2 separate regions of the Mus musculus genome follow, and region 2 is linked to region 1. Evidence: chromatin loops called from intact Hi-C (ENCODE). Cell type or tissue: heart. All regions are shown on one strand.

Region 1 (8,000 bases):
AAGAGACTAGATTACAGACATCACAGGCTCTCCCCAGAACTCTACAAGAAGCAGCAAAAACTGCTGCTGAGTGAATGCAGAAAGAACAAAGAAGTAGCAGAAGTATCTCATTGACTACCATGCACTCAAACGAATCTTAAAAGAGTCCACATACGTCTCAGAGAAGAATTAATGAAGAATATGTCTTACAGCTTAAGACTCTGCAAAGTCACAAAGTAGGTAACAAAAGCATTGCTTTATGAGGAGAATATATTTTAAAAGGAAATTCTCACATACAAGCACCCAAGCGAGCGGTCTCTCTCCAGGTTGTAAGCTAACAGGTAGAATGAAGACACAGGTTGTGTATATAATAAAAAAAGTGTGTAAGTTGGGGGCAGATGGAGAACTTTCTAACCAGGTAACCTTGAGATGAAAATGTTGCAATTGTTTTCACCAGCAACACTTTACAACCACGAGACCTCAAATTGATTCCTTGTAAGTAGTGAACTGGTGGGCTTCCTCCAAGCCTTTCAGCCAGAAGGGCCTCGGAGTCTCCCGGAAAGGGTTCGGTCCCTGCTTGGGTGTCTGCAAGCCCTCGGCTGCTGGCCTTGGTAGTGCACATCTGTCACTCTGCAGGCGTGATTTAGTGATATCAAATAGCTCAGTGATTAATCAAGAGAACAACTGAGCATTTGACATCAGAGAAGGGAAACATAGCAAAGGAAGGTGTGGTGGTGGGGTATGACATGTCCTCAGGCTTGTTGGCTTGCACCAGCCATGCTGTTTAGGGTATTTGGGGTACAACTCACTGCATGAGAAAGATCAGTACATTCCACAGGACAAAACAAAACAGCACAGCAAAAACCTAAAAACTAAAAACCAAAGCAGCAACCCTCCCCCCACAAACAAAAACCCACCCCACCTCAAGGTCTCCCCCCCCCAAAACCCAACAACAGTGATTTGATTAACGTGTTCAGGAAAAGCCTGTTTCTTCAGTTATAAGGAAAAATTAACAGGCAGGCAGCCCCCAACTGAGGGTCTTCTCCCTGAAAGCATCAGCAACTTCTAGAAGTCACAGAGGCTGTCGCCATAGTCCTTGGGTGGATACTGCCACCCCTGGCAATCCAGCCATCAATTACCTGTCTCTGCCTTCCTCCTTCCAGGTAGTATGTAGACTCTTTCCTTCTAATAGAAAGACATTTCCAGTGCAGGCACCACATGAAACAAATCAGAAGAGATGAAATTGGGAGCCTGGGTCTAGCATGGTGTATCACCTCCAAGCTGTCTCTAGAGGAAGCTCTGGAGCAATTTGAAACAGTTAGACCAAGCTTCACTAAGTAAAGGGAGGCAGGGCTATCAGACCACACTGAAGGGTCTGCTTCTCCCAGTTCCCTACTGATCTCACTCAGCAGGGGTGAGACCAGGAAACTGCTGTTTTCAGAGAGCTCAGCTGGTGGTTGAAAGACCTAGCAGGGTTCTTTTTGGATGTCTGTACTCTACTTGGTGTGCTCCAAGGGACCTCCAAGGTGTGACATTTCACAGGTGGATAGTGTCCAGTTCTATCTGCAGCCAGATCAGGGAGACCGACAGAGCACACACGGAGATGTGGCTGGAAGAGATGGATCAGAGGGACAGCAAAAAAAGCTCCTCGATGGATGTGGGTAGAAAGAGAAGGCAAGAAATTCAACTAACTTCATTTTGGTTATGAAAGTAAACACCATACATGGTGCTCAACAAACCAATGCTGTTTCTGTCCTGCCCAGCACAGCAGCTTCCGTGTTCTGTTGTCCTCAAGGCCTTTGACAGCCTAGCACACCATTGCCCACTTTTTTATTGTCATTACTCTACTATGTGATAAGTTTCCTGTCCATCATGTCCCCGGTCTGCTCCACGGTGTGCCTGGTGCACCCAGTAAACATTTCCTGAATAGGTGGGTGAATGTGGGATGGGCTAAGGTAGGATACGGAGGCACCGAGGAGCCAAGAGTTGCAGGCCAAGAGAACGCCTAGCAAAAACTGGGATGAGAATACAGTTCTGGGAATCCTGTCCTGGAATCTGGAGGCCTCGCCAGAGTGGCCTGTCTTTCTTCAGGAGACAGTGAGGAGCCGCTGGGTTGAAACACTATGAAGAGATAAGACCAAGATTAGCTTAGGAAAGATTACGCTGGCGGCAGCACTCAGCGGGGTTACAGAGGACAGAAACCGGGTGGCCAGTTAGATTCTTCAGTTGTCCAGAGGGAGGAGGGGTGACACAGAGCTGAGACAGATGGATAGACCTGAGACAAAGGCATAAAGAAGAGGAAGCAGGAGAGGGGGTTTTGCTGGGTGTGCTTGGTGGGGTGGAGGGAAGGAAAGAGCCCACAAACCACTCATGCATGCACCCAACATCCATCTGAGATCATCTACCCACCCCACCCATCCATTCATCTGCTTGTCATCATTCATCCATCCATCCATCCATCCATCCATCCATCCATCCATCCACCCATTTATCCATCCATTCATCTGTCCATTCACCTATCTGTCTGTCCATCCACCCATCCATTTGTCTGTCCATCCATCCATCCATCCATCCATCCATCCATCAGTCTGTTTTCCATCCATCATCTATCTATAATCCATCCACAGGGATGGATGCAGTTGGTCACCAGTGCAGGGAGGGGGAGGGGTTTCAAGGTAAGAGCTTTGGGGATTCCTCTCTTAGAGGCTGGAGGGATGAAGGAGGAAGGGCAAGAAGTAGTAAGACAGGTAGGCAGTGAAATTGGACTGTGGAGAGTGTTGCCAAAGCTGCAAAAGACCCAGTACTCACCCATGTCAGAGAGGGGCATCCCTCACTTAAGGGACTTCAAGACACAGTGCTGTGGAGGGACAAAGAGCAGCTGAGGTAGTATTAGGGAAGATTAAGCAGCGGTCACTGACGTCATCCTTTCAGGTTCTGAGGCCGGATGGGTGGATGGTAGGGGAAGACACAAACAGCCTGTGTCAAAGTCTGGGAAACAAAGACCTGTCAGAATCAGGGGTCTGAGTGTGGCTGGGGTGGTGAAGAGGGAGGCAGTGTCTGTGAAAGACAGAGTAAGTACCCAGGGTGGGGAATCAATGTAACTAAATTCCCAAAGGAGAGTTGCCAGATGTTAATGTCTTTAAAAGGTTTGGGGAGGGGGCTGAAGCCCCTCCCACATGAGTCTTCCAGGAGCATCCCTAACCTTGCGGGAGGAGGTGAGGACCTTCTGCCACACAGCTTCTGACAAGCATCAAGGCCAGGGCCGGATCTGAAACAGCCTGACCTGATCAACAGACAGCAAAATGGGGCATTATCATCAGAGCTGATGGTGGGAAACCACTTCTATTCTGGAGCCTGGTTTTCCTGTGGTTGCAGAACTCAGTCCTTCCCACCTACCTCCAGGCCTGGTTCAAAGCAATGTCTCCCTTCCCCATACCCCAACAAGTTGTCAGACTTTCGGCTGTTTCTTCATGTCTTCCCATTATGACTGTCTTCTGACAGCAGGCCCTACAGTGGATGCTCAGAGATCCACCTGGGAAGAGACTTTTGGAGATATACAGCTGAGGATATGATAGGAAGCCCACAGGGTGTTCTAACTACCCCCGAGCAGCCGGCCATAAAGTCTTGAAACCATATTCACTCACTCCACAGATGCATGCCAAGAATAAGACACTGTTAAGGTTCCAGGAATTCTGAGTGAACGAGATCAGACAAGACTCAAAAATAAACAAAATTGATTAGTAAAATGATATAGGGTGGCGGCATTCTGCATAGGAATAGTCAGGAGTAGCTGTGGGGTGTCTGTAAGCATAAGGGACCTCAGTTGACTTCTTGGCTGAGCCCCTCCTTTTCAGCTTGGGGAAAGCGAGCGTGCGAGGCTGCAGTTCTCCTAAATCACCACAAGAGGGAGCGCGATCACCTCCTAGCGCCTTCCTAACCCTCCCACACAGCCTTGCAAGCAAAAGTTTTTCTTAAACTAACAATGCCAGTGTAAGGAGGTGCTCGCGCCTGATTGGATGAGGGAATTTTGCAGGTTTGATTCCTTGATTGGACAGGAGGTGTTAGGGGTGGAGAGAGAGCTGATGGTGGGGGATCCCGCTCCCTCCCCCGTCAGTCTGGCCCGCTCTGTCCTCCCGTAGGCTCCGCTGTAGCTCGCAATGTGACACCAGGACGCACACGCTCTCGCGCGCTCTCCCAGGCTCGCTCTCCCTCACCCTCTCTCACACACGCACGCACACACCCACCTCTCCCATAAACACACACACACACATGCACACCCACATCCACGCGCGCCCGCACCGCCCCACGCGCGCACACTCCCGCCCACGCCCACGCCGCGCTCCGGGGAGTCCGGTCCCGGCCAGAGCGCGAAAGGACACGGAGAAGCCACCCGCCGGGAGCGCAGCGGCGCCCTGGGACGCGGCGCGTCTCCGCTGGGGCTCGGCCTGGGGGCCGCTGGCCGGCGATGGCCCTGGATTGCTTGCTGCTCTTCCTCCTGGCATCTGCAGTGGCCGCGATGGAAGGTAACGTACCCTTCGCGGAGCAACTTGGTGGCTGCCGGCTGCCAGTTCATGGGTGCCGCGCGCTTTGCAGGGCTCCTTTGGCTGCTCGGCCGGGCATCCTGGTGCTGGAGAGAGAGAATGTCACCGATCCTGGGTAGAGATGGGGCACCGGGATGGGGCGGTACCCACAGGCATGCCCTGCGCCGACCCTGGGCGCCCACAGCAGGTTCGTTCGCACGCAGAGTCTTTCGGCTCCTGCGCTCTGGTGCTCCCAGACAGCACGATCACCGGACATCTCCGGCTTAGAGAGCCTGGATCCCGCTGCATTGCGGTGCAAGCTCCTTAGCTCTGGGCGAAGCTGGTCTGGGAAGCGATACCTCGGGCCACTGGGCTCCTAGAGTCGGCACCTTCGGCTCTTTCTATCCCGGGCCTGGATGCGCTGGCTGGCGAGCGGTAGCTTGCTGTCTCCCTTTCGCAGTCTGAGGTTTCCGGACTCTGGGCTCCGCAGGCAGGCTGCTTGGGGGATCACAGAAGGTCCTACTAGTACCCCAGCAAGTGACTGCCAAACGAGAGGGGCCAAATCCATTGACCGCACCCTGGGGGGGAAATCAGCCCTAGAAGCTGCCGGGTTGCAATCTTCCAGGGACAGCAAGTGCGAGGCGGACGCCTTTCTCGCCTTCTGAGCTTTGGAGCAGGGGTGGGCTTGGGTGAGTGCTGGCGGTGCTTAAACTCATCCGGCAGTTAGAAGAGACTGCGTGGCTGCGAGCCCACGAGCCAAGACACCATCCCTGCTGGCTCAGCGTGGTTGTGCCTCCCGCTGGTGGCCAGCCAAACCCGCTCAGCGGACCCCTTACCCGGCGCACCCAGGAGCCCCGGCGCTCAGGGCTCCCGCGAATCCCGTGGGAAATCCCTGCTCGCCTCCCCGCCTCCCGCCCCCTTCCCCGCCCCCAACCTTCCCTGCGGAGCCGCGGCGGCCGCCACCTCCAGGGACGCATCTCAGTAGAGAAGGAGCAGTTAGAGTTATCTCGAACAGAGCAACTCTGGGGTGAGGCGCCGCCGCCACGCCACCCCTGCTGGAAGCCCCACATCCCGATGGATGTCTCTGGCCAGGTGGACTCCACCCGTAGGGACATTCCTCGTGGAAGGTTCGCAGCTCTCTGTTTCCCCTGTTGTGTTCCCATTTGAGAGCTGGCTCCACTGGATTGCAGGTTCCAGGTGAAACGGACTCGTTCAGTGGAAACTCCAGACCAACATTGGTCCAGCGTCTCTAACCCTTCCAGTAAGCACTGGCATACACCCGTGCCCCTCTTGGTCATAGCAGGGAAGATGTCTTAGCCATGGCAAAGACTACCGCTGCTCAGTCTCCGTGGAGATGGGTAAGCGAGGAAGCAGCAATTACTGCACAGAAAGCTCTCGCTTGTTTCCTGAAGGTGGCTTTTTGTTTGCGCTTGACCTCCTGCTGCCCTGCGAGGCTGCTGGTCTTCGTGTGTGTGTGTGTGTGTGTGTGTGTGTGTGTGTGTGTGTGTGTGTGTGTGACTTTTGGAATGTGCAGGGTTTCGACTGGTATGGAGTGTGGCTAGCACCCCAGCGTAGGCTTGAGGTTGATTCATCCGGAGACACGTGCAGAAGCAGTCGAAATAGAAAAGGAGAGAAATCACCCCGCAACAAAGCCGGTTGAGAACTGTCGCAAGGTGGAGTGGCCTACAGGACTGTGAGCTGGGGTGGCTTCAAGTCTTCAGTTTGGGGCTGCGCTGGTCCGGTTTACCTCTCTTTGCACCTCCGAAGGGTCAGGGATTCGGTCTCAGATGTACACTTTAGGAAGTGCGCTCTCGGCTTTGAGTCTCAATAGATGGAGGGAATGTGTATATAGGCAAACTAGTTTGCAGAGCAAATTCGAGGGAACAGAACACATCAGGCGCCAGGACACATTCCTCCTGAAACACTTGTCGTCCCTCCCCCCACTAGTCCCTTGCCTTCCTGGCGGAGCTGTTCATGGGTGCCATTGTGTACCCAGTCTGGTGTGCATGGGCCGTATCACCTAGGCCTGCTGCCAGGGTCTACTTCGGAGCTGTGGCCCGTCTCTCAGTGTCCAGGTTGGGAGCTTTACCCCTTGCTAGGCAGGAAAGCCTTATTCTGGGGATTGAAAAAAAATCTCTGAAAGGGTTAAAAGAAATACCACATTCAGCAGAATATTAAAGCAGAGTCTTGCCCCTGCTCAGCGCGCAGGGGCAGAACACACCATTCACTCCCTCCTTTTTCTCGAATGACAACAGGCAGGTTCATTTTCTCCTCTCAACACACAGAGCCGCCTTCCCGCCTGCCTGGCTGGGTTGGGGCCAGCCTCATTTGGTTTGTGATGAGCACGGAATAATTCTCAGAGGAGTGGATCAATGAGCCGCCTACACAGACAGCAGGGCCCTCCCCAAACTCAGCTCTGGGGAGGCAGTGTTCTCCTCCGTGGTTTCAGCCAGTTCATCTTGTCTTTTTCCTGGCATCTCTGGGGTGGGTGGATTTCAGGCAGGTCCTCAGTTTAAGCTGGGGCGGGTACAAAAGAACAGTGCCTGTCACTCGTGGTCCTGATGGGGAGATGTGGGTGAAGGAAGTCAGGTCCCTAATGTGACCTGTGTCTGGGTGGAGGAAGGAAGGTAAAAGAGAGAGAAAGGAGGGAGGGAGGGAGGGAGGGAGGGAGAAACAGCGGGTGTGTTCCGGGATCTACACTACCTGGTCTAAATGAGGTAGGGACAGAATGAGGGTAGAGGGACATGTCATCTGACCGGAAGCTGGTTGGTCTTTATATGGGGGAACCAGACTGAAAGAGAACATATCTCCTCCCTTCCCTCCTGCCTGTCTCCCTTTCCAGCCAGTCTGCTCTGTGAGGTGTTAGGAGAACACAAGCAGTGCAGGGGAAAGGCTTTGCTGGGCTTTCTGGATTGGTTTTCAGAGGGGACCCAGACAGATGGTGAGAGCTGTTGATGTCCTCTGGGCTTTGGGACACAAGGTCTCCCCATAGACACCCACTTCTCCACGAAGCCGGACCATGGCCTCTGGCTTTTTTTTTTTTTATCTCTAGCTCTGTCACTTGGAGACTATCATCCACCTCCCACCCTCAGTACCTTCACTATCTAGTGAATTTAGGGCCCTCCCATTCCAGTCTTAGATGCTGGAACCAGACCACAGTTAAAGAGCCACTTGTGTAATATTTAAGTTGAGAAAAAAAAAACTATAAATAGTCTGAAAGAGTTCTGTGGAATACGAAGACTCAAGAAAGCCATGCTATTGTTGCATGGGAAAGAGGGAGAGACTATTTTGAAACCCCAAAGAGGGGACAGCCATTGTGGTCAAGGGTTCTAAGATATCTGGAAGCCTGTGTTTGCCTGGGCAGCTTGCTGTGAACTCTTGGCTCCAAGTTCAGCAAGTTCACTTTCTGTAGGCTCCCTAAGAAGATCCCGATGCCCCTGGGAACACCGTCAGGAGGATAGGTCCGCATTAGACTGCAGTCCAAAATCTGGGGGAGGTTTC
Region 2 (8,000 bases), 250 kb after region 1:
GCTGCCTGGAACCCAGGCACAGCCCCCTCCTTGTTGGATGGCCCTACTCACCTGGAGACAGCTCAGACAGACCTCTTGGTGTGAGTTTGCTAGCTCAAAAGATCTTCACAGATTTATTACGAGATTTACATCATATACATATTTATTGTTCCTTTTTTTTCCCAGACACAACACAATTTTCACCAACACGGCGTATTCATTCTTCATAAACTCAGATTTATCACAGGACGTGATTTTCCTCTCTGCATGGGCTTCGTACCTTCCGTGCTTCCAAGGGCCTGTATTTGTCTTGATGCCTCACTCTCCCCTTAGCCCCTTCTGCTTTCATTTTGGCTCAAATACATTAAAATGTTAGTCTGGAATTAACAGTTAATATACTGCCCCAAATTTGAGAACCGAAATATAATAAAGAAATGGGCAAAAAAAAAATCCCATAATTCTGTCAGTATTCTGGTCTATTTGCACTCACTTGTAGACTCTTTATCTTGTTGATGCTAATTTGGACCTAACATTCTTTTTTAAGCATGGTGATATGTAAAACAGAATCCAGAATCTTCTTTTTAATGGCTGCCCATTTGGCTGCCTACCTTTGGGTATTATTATACCATTTGCTGAACAATTTCTCTAACGTTGGACATTTGGCTTGTATCTGTTTTTCCCAAAACGATCACGCATAACACTTCAAAGAACATATTGTACCTACATTTCATCTTGCCTTTTGGGTTGTATATTTAGGGAGCCTGTCACTTACAGCACTGGATCATAACTATCAAGTGCTCCCCACGTCGTGGCGGCGGGCGGGGGGGCACCTTTTTCTGCATCTACGTGGTTGTTTCTGGCTGTAACCTCATGGAGTCGATACCATTATGCTCCTTTTCTTCATGTGAGAGAGCTGAGGTACAGACCTGTTCACCAAGCCACCCCATGAGTGACCGAACTTGAATAGATCCAGTCTCTTCCCAACATAGTCATCCATCCGCTCGGCTGGCAGAAAGCCTGGGTGTCTTCCATGGCTTCTCCTATAGACTCACATTGCTTTGTAAAAGTAGTCCTGATAATTCCCTGCCCTGTGCAGGCCTGTCTTCCTGTGTCTTGGTTTGTCCGTGGGCCATGTATGTAAAGGCCCAACACAAGCCTGGCATACCCACAGAGGATGCTTGCCCCATGTTTATGGTACAGACAGACACCTACTGCTCAGATGACTGTCTTTGGGTCCATATGTAGGCTCCTCTGCACAGGTCTGACGAAGGGGGACTGGTGTAGACATCCAGTGTGTTGGTCCTGGAGAGGCCTGTCTTCTATCCTACATCTAGGAAGACTTTCTTTCTCTCTTGTTAAACTCTTTCCTGGAGTCCAGAGGACAGGAGAGTAGGTAATATCACGGTGCTTCTCTGTCTGGGTGTCTTTTTCTTTCTGGGGTTCTCTTCCCTACTCTCTAGTCTGGCTTGAACATTTTCAAGTATCACTGTGTGTCTCTGTGTCTTTTTCTTTCTGGGAGTCTCCTCCCGATTCTCTAGCCTGGCTGCCCTCCAACTGCACAACTTACGCTCAGGCTGCTAGCTGTAGTCATTATGCCAATAGGCTCAAACATTAGAGGAACATTGAATTCCTCAGCAGATCCAGTGGCTCAAAGGTCTAGCTCCATCTATCGGGCATGGGGCATGAAGAAAGTAGGGCTCCCTCTGCAACAGGAGACTCAGTCACCCTCCTCTATGGGCTTTTGAAATCTGGGGGAGAACCCATTGCTGGCAGAGGGTGTGAAACACTTTCTGTTTCACTCCCAAGCTAGGTTTATCTGCCTCCACCAAAGGGCCAGAGCTGGCGTGAAGGTGAACGCAGGTCTGCTGACTTTCATCCAGGGCCCTTTTGAGCACAAAGAGAGCCCTGCCCACTCCCAGGCTCCCTGGAGCAGCATCAAAGCCGGTACTACCAGAAAGAAGTTGAATTTGTCTTTCTATTTCTATTCTGGTCTCATTAGATTTCCAATAGATTTCATGCTTTCTAATGCATTTTCCACACAAAGATGCTTGGAGTTTCTTAGAGCCCTCTCGGGCACAAATGAGACAGGTGGGCAGTGGGAAGTGGATACGAGGCGGGAGGCTCTGAAATCAGGGATAATTGCCAGCACAGAGCCTTGGGTATAGAGGAGGCAAAGCAGGGTGGGAGCCCCCCAAGGGCTGAGCTCTGGGCCAGTTCTCCACTCTGCTCAGTATCCACCTGTGAGGACTGAGTGGGGAACATCTGCTTGTCCCAAGCAGAAGGAGTGGAAGTGCCCGTTAGGCCTGCTTAGTGACCCCCGGTAAAGGAGCAGCTGTGCACAGACCCTCACTTGTCATACCAGGAGTATCCTGATACCAGGATTAAATGAAGCCTGGGAAGAGGAGGGGGCCAGAGCAAAGGACAGGATGAGGAGAGAGGAGGGGGCTAGGGGAGAGGAGGCCAGAGGAGAGGAGGGGCCAGGGCAGAGGAGGAGGCCAAGGCAGAGGAGGGGGCCAGGGCAGAGGAAGGGCCAGGGCAGAGAAGGGGGCCAGGGCAGAGAAGGGGGCCAGGGCAGAGAAGGGGGCCAGGGCAGAGGAGGGGGCCAGGGCAGAGGAGGGGGCCAGGGCAGAGGAGGGATCAGGGCAGAGGTGGGGTCAGGGCACAGGAGGGGCCCAGCACAGGTTCCTAGACAGGTGCCAAGATGAGCCCCAGGTGCCATGTGCTGCTCAGGATAAGTTTGCAGTGTCCACCCCAGCAGAAGACCCTGCACGAGGACTGTGTGTAAGAAAGGGACCAAAGGAGGCAGAATGGAAGCCAGAGTCTAGACGAAAGCTGTAGGAGGAGCCTCCATGGGAGGCAGAGTGTGACCTAGAGTCTCCAGCATCTACACTGAGACCCTCCTGGCTCAGGGCACACCCTGCTCTACACAGCATGGATATTTCATTTCTTTGTCTTTCTCCCTTTCCTCTCTCTGATTTTCTCCTTTGAGCAGTTTCTGGTTATACCTCAATAATTAGTTTCAGTTATCAAGTCCCTAGGTCCCTAATGCCTGAACTTCTAGTTCCACATGCTCCTTAGAACCCTCTGTGTCTTGAATTTGTTCTGTCCCCATCTTCTCTTTTTTCTTCTCCCTCCTCTCCCTGTGTGTTAGAGATATGGGGTTAGGGTGAGAGGGAAAGTGGTTGTGTGTGTGTGTGTGTGTGTGTGTGTGTGAGAGAGAGAGAGAGAGAGAGAGAGAGAGAGAGAGAGAGAGAGAGAGAGAGAGAAAGGGAGAGAGGGGGAAGAGAGAGGAGAGGAGAGGAGAGAAGAGAGAGGAGAGAAGAGAGAGGAGAGAAGAGAGAGGAGAGGAGAGGAGAGGAGAGGAGAGGAGAGGAGAGGAGAGGAGAGGAGAGGAGAGGAGAGGAGAGGAGAGGAGAGGAGAGGAGAGGAGACGGGAGGGGAGGGGAGGGGAGGAGAGGGGAGGAGAGGGGAGGAGAGGGGAGAGGGGAGAGGGGAGAGGGGAGAGGGGAGAGAGAGAGAGAGAGAGAGAGAGAGAGAGAGAGAGAGAGAGAGAGAGAGAGACCAGAGGCTGATATCAAATCTTTGCTAGATTGGCTGGCCAGAAAGCCTCAGAAGAAGTCAGAAGTCTACCTGTCTGCTTCACCAGTACTGAGATTATACTTGCATGCCCAGCTTATTTTTAATGTAAGTTCTAGGAATCAAACTCAGGTCTTTATGTTTGTGCAGTAAGCACTTTACAGACCACCTCTTCAGAGCCTCTGTCCTCTACTCTTAAGCCATCCCCCCTCTTGTCTCTCGTCTCCCTCACTCTGGAATGCTTACTAATTCCCTCCTATCTGGCCTTCTTCCCCTCTCAAAGGCCAAGGCCATCTTGGAGTTGGTTCCACTGTCCCTGTATTCTGAGGGCCCATTGTTTTACACTCCCAGGTCTTCTGTCACTCTTCCTCCCAGGTTCTGAGTGTGGTGACTCTGTTATACAGTGTCACAGTCAAATGCCCTGACATGTGTGCACTCTGCCGTGCTTGCATATGTCTACACATGGACTATATGCAACACAGGCATACAAAAGCATGTTCTTTTATGGGACACCCCAGAAAATGGACCTCTTACCTGCTTGGGCCATGATGAGAATCCTTTGTCTTTTAGGTTATTGGCTTCCATTTAACTCTCTCTCTCTCTTTTTCATTTTTAGTGAATTTATTTTTCTCTCTCAACTGGAAAATCACATTTGATCAGCTGTAGAGAGCAATCACATACTGAAATATTGGATTTTGCCCACAATGTGCCCCCTCCAAAGGCATTGAGACCAGACCTATGGGGTTGGCAGAGGGGTAGGCCAAGTGAGAAATGTTAGCTGGACTACAAACAGACAGATCAGGAGACAGAGGAATGGATCTGCAAAAAGCCAGGTAGTGTTGAGCACTGGATCCCTGAGCATCCTCAGATCTCTGCTCTTAATTTCACTTGATGGATGTGGCAGAAGGCAAATGAAGGGCCCTCATCACAACACTGGTGTCGGACCCCTGTAATGACTGAGTTGTACTGAGTATTGAAATGGGAATGGTGGCCTGGTAGCCTTCCTGGCAGACACTGGGTTCTGCCCTCCTTGAGAGTCTTCATGCCCTGCACAGGGGGACAGGCCCTACCGGGGGCTCTCTTGCTCGCTTATTTTTGTCTCTTTTACCACCATTGTAGATCTTGGGGGGGGGATATCCTGGGCTCTTCATCCTGGAGGGCCATCTGGAAAGCGTCTCTTGGTCTTTCCTCATGCTAACCTCTTAGGTTAGGTATCATTCTATCTCTGTGAAGGTTCTGCCCATCTTACCATCCTGAGAAAAACCAGAGACTCCAAGAACATTTCACATGGGACTTGTGCTCACTGGACCCCGGTATCAGAGGCTAAGCACGTTTCTTCCGCTTTGGCTTCACTGTCTCATCCCACCCACCTGCCCCTTACATGTGGAGTCCTGTCCCAGCATCCAAAGCTCCACAGAGCTCAGGCCCCTAGTAGGTGTCTGAGCTTTTCAGAGGCGGGGTCTAATTATCCTGACTCAGGATGCAGGATGCAGGATGCAGGATGCAGGATGCAGGATGCAGGATGCAGGATGCAGGATGTACATCACTTGCAGGATTCCTCAGAACTTGCATAGTCCAGTGTGCTTTTCAGCCTCCTGTAGAGTTTAGTGGGGAGACACTGGTGACAGTGGCCAGCCAAGCTGGCTTTTAACACAATTCAGTGTGATATTTTCCCAGGATTTGATGACAGGAAACCTTTCTTCAAAAATACCCAGTGAAGCCGGGCAGTGGTGGCACACGCCTTTAATCCCAGCACTTGGGAGGCAGAGGCAGGCGAATTTCTGAGTTCGAGGCCAGCTTCGTCTACAGAGTGAGTTCCAGGACAGCCAGGGCTACACAGAGAAACCCTGTCTTGAAACCCCCCTTCCCCCCAAAAACAGAATATCCAGTGACACCTGAGCAGAATGCAGTTGAAAAGGAGCATGTACGGAAGGTAGTTATCCTCCCTGTTTAAGTCCATGACAGTCAAGCCATAATGGACCCTATGAAACCAGTTGCATCAGCTAGTGTTCTTCATGTATCCTGTTGTCCATCAGGCTGGTCCCCTGTGTCCAGTAGCTTCTTCTTCCTTAATTCTATGATAAGAAACAAGGAAACTCACACTAGCATCTCTGGCAGGTTTACACTGGAGGTAGGAAAAATTTCATTACTAAAGGAGTCGCCTCTGAGTGGTACCCAATCATTTACTGCTCCACGGCCGCTAAGCTGACATTTAGAATTCCGGTGTCGCTGAGAGTGCCTGAGTACCACATTTCCCAGGATATTGTGACATGGGTCAATTTTCTCCTGCAGGACTGCTCCCTGGCAGCTGGCACGGTTACAAGCAGGTCTTCCAATTAGCCACTACCTGAGGAGTGAACTCTGCCTGCTCGAAACAACTAAAAAAAAAAAAAAAACCCACAAGAGCTGAGAAAGCAGGAGCGAGAGGAAGGAAAGGATGGTGGCAAAGGTGACAAGAGACAGGAGAGTGAGGCAGGCAGCCCTTTACACCCGGTGTGACTTAGGTGTGTCAGAGTGTGTCCAATGTGTGTGTGTGTGTGTAGGGGGTATGGGGCTGTACCAGCTTTAGGTATGGCTTCTTAATGGGTTTGATGAAGGTGGTGACCCATAGTCATGAAATGGCAGGCCAGGGTCTTATGTCCCCAAAGGAGCTAAACAAGCCTTTTGACACAATGGGATTTGGAGCTATAGATTCTGTGCCTGCTCTGTCACCATGTGACCTTGATCACATCTCTGTGGCATTCCTATGTCCATGTATGTCAGATGCAGTGCCTGCCCATAGGCTCTTATTTGCTGGGCCAAGGCCCTCAGAAACTATCTGCTTTTGATTTCTGTCTCCTGAGATCCCGCCACCATGGTATAGAAGCCCAGGGCACAAGGACATATATAGCTATTCTGGAACATAGCTCTAGGTGACTTTTTCACTAAGGCCCGTGAGAGAAGATGCCACCATGTTTACCCCAGATCAACCAATCATATGAGTGCAGTTGTACAAGGGACAGTCAAAAAGAAGTGCTGAGCCACTGAGGGTTGGGAAGGTCAGGGGAAGAATATCAGAGTATGCTTCATGCCAGCTCACAAGCCCACAAGCCTTCCATGGTGAAGTTTGGTTCATATATAGGAAAAAAAAAACTTTTAAGGGCGTTGTCACAAACTCATACAGCCATCTCCACTATCTCATTTTAAAATATTTCATCACCCAAAAGAAGCCCGCATACATTCACCTGCCACTCATGATCCTCAGCATCCCTAATCCCTGGCAACCAAGACCTGTCCTCTCTCTGTGGATTTGCCCACGAGGAACATTTCCAATCAGTGAACTTGCATATGCATGGCCTTTTGTGATTGGCTTTGCTCGCTTAGCAACGTTTTAAAGCTCTCCGGGTGGTAGCCTGTGTCTACAGCAAGGGACTTCATTTCTCTCTCTGACTGAATAACATCCCATCGTATAGATAGCCCACGTTTTGCTTCTCTGCTCATTAGCAGATGAATATTTAATTTATTTCTATTTTTTGACTACTCCAAATAATGCTGATGTTGACATCGTAGTGCAAGTTTTTGTGAGGATGTAACTTTTCTGTTTTCTTAGGCGTATGTCTGGGATCAGAGTTTCTGGGTCACACACTATTCTTAGCTCCTAGAACTGATAAACTCCTTTTCAGTATCCTTGCCTTCCCACCGACAATGCAAGTTTCTCCACATCCTTGACCCTTCTATTGCCTGTCTCTCTTATTATTGCCACTATCCTGAGTGCAAAGTAGCATCTCACTGAGGCTTTGATGTGCATTTCCCTAATGATGCTGAGTGTATTTTTATGTATTTATTTGGACCATTTGGATATCTTCAGAGATGTTTAGGCTATACTTTTTGCCTATTTTTAAATTGGGCTATTTTTCTTTTTATTGTTGAATTGTAAGAGTTCTTTACATACCCCTATTGGTACAATCTTATCAGATATATAATTTCCAATTTTTTTCCCCATTCTGTGGTTTGTCTTTTTTTACTTTCTTGATAGTGTCCTTTGAAGCATGAAAGTTTTTGATTTCGATGAAATCCAATTTACCTATTATTTCTTTTTGTTGCCGTGCTTTGGTGTCGTAGCTGAGAAACTCATTACCCAACCCAAGGACATGAAGATTTATGCCTGTGGTTTTTTTTTTCCAAAGAATTTTGCAGTTTTTAGCTTTTTAAATTTGGGTCTTTCATCCACTCCGAATCAATCTTTATAGTGCATGCTCTTATATGGTAATCAATTCAATTAAAACCAGAAAGGACCTCAGAATTGGGCCATCGCAAGCCCTTCCTTGGGTCACTAGTTGTGCAAGCTCAGAGTGGGGTTCCCAGTTGATATTCTTTCAGGCTGCTGGCCGTGCCAAAAAGTGAGGGGTCTCTCAGAACCAAGGAGAGAGGGCTCAGAAGAGTGGTGATCAATGGGAGCTCTCCAG

What was found. Hi-C counts contacts between places; a loop is a spot of excess contacts. Peaks named below come from ENCODE experiments on the same cell type or tissue, not always from the same donor. Only the 100,000 strongest peaks of a DNase experiment are listed, where the experiment ranks them.
Region 2: it touches region 1 in a loop (2.4-fold over the local background); 4 of 42 quality-filtered maps call a loop at or near these places.

Annotation. Positions count from the first base shown.
Region 1 is chr9:102,350,784-102,358,783 of GRCm38, reverse strand. It overlaps Ephb1 (Eph receptor B1), which reads left to right and starts at 4,091. Exons shown (of 16, transcript NM_173447.3): 1 at 4,091-4,502. The coding sequence starts at 4,445. In heart, no CTCF peak of the experiment used is centred here; DNase peaks (open chromatin) are centred at 4,093 and 4,973; H3K4me3 peaks cover 2,756 bases; H3K27ac peaks cover 339 bases; H3K27me3 peaks cover 7,477 bases.
Region 2 is chr9:102,101,770-102,109,769 of GRCm38, reverse strand. The region is part of intron 3 of Ephb1 (Eph receptor B1); the gene reads left to right. Among named protein-coding and RNA genes, the nearest start is that of Gm31233, 100 kb to the left of the region's middle. In heart, no CTCF peak of the experiment used is centred here; no DNase peak of the experiment used is centred here; H3K27me3 peaks cover 1,658 bases.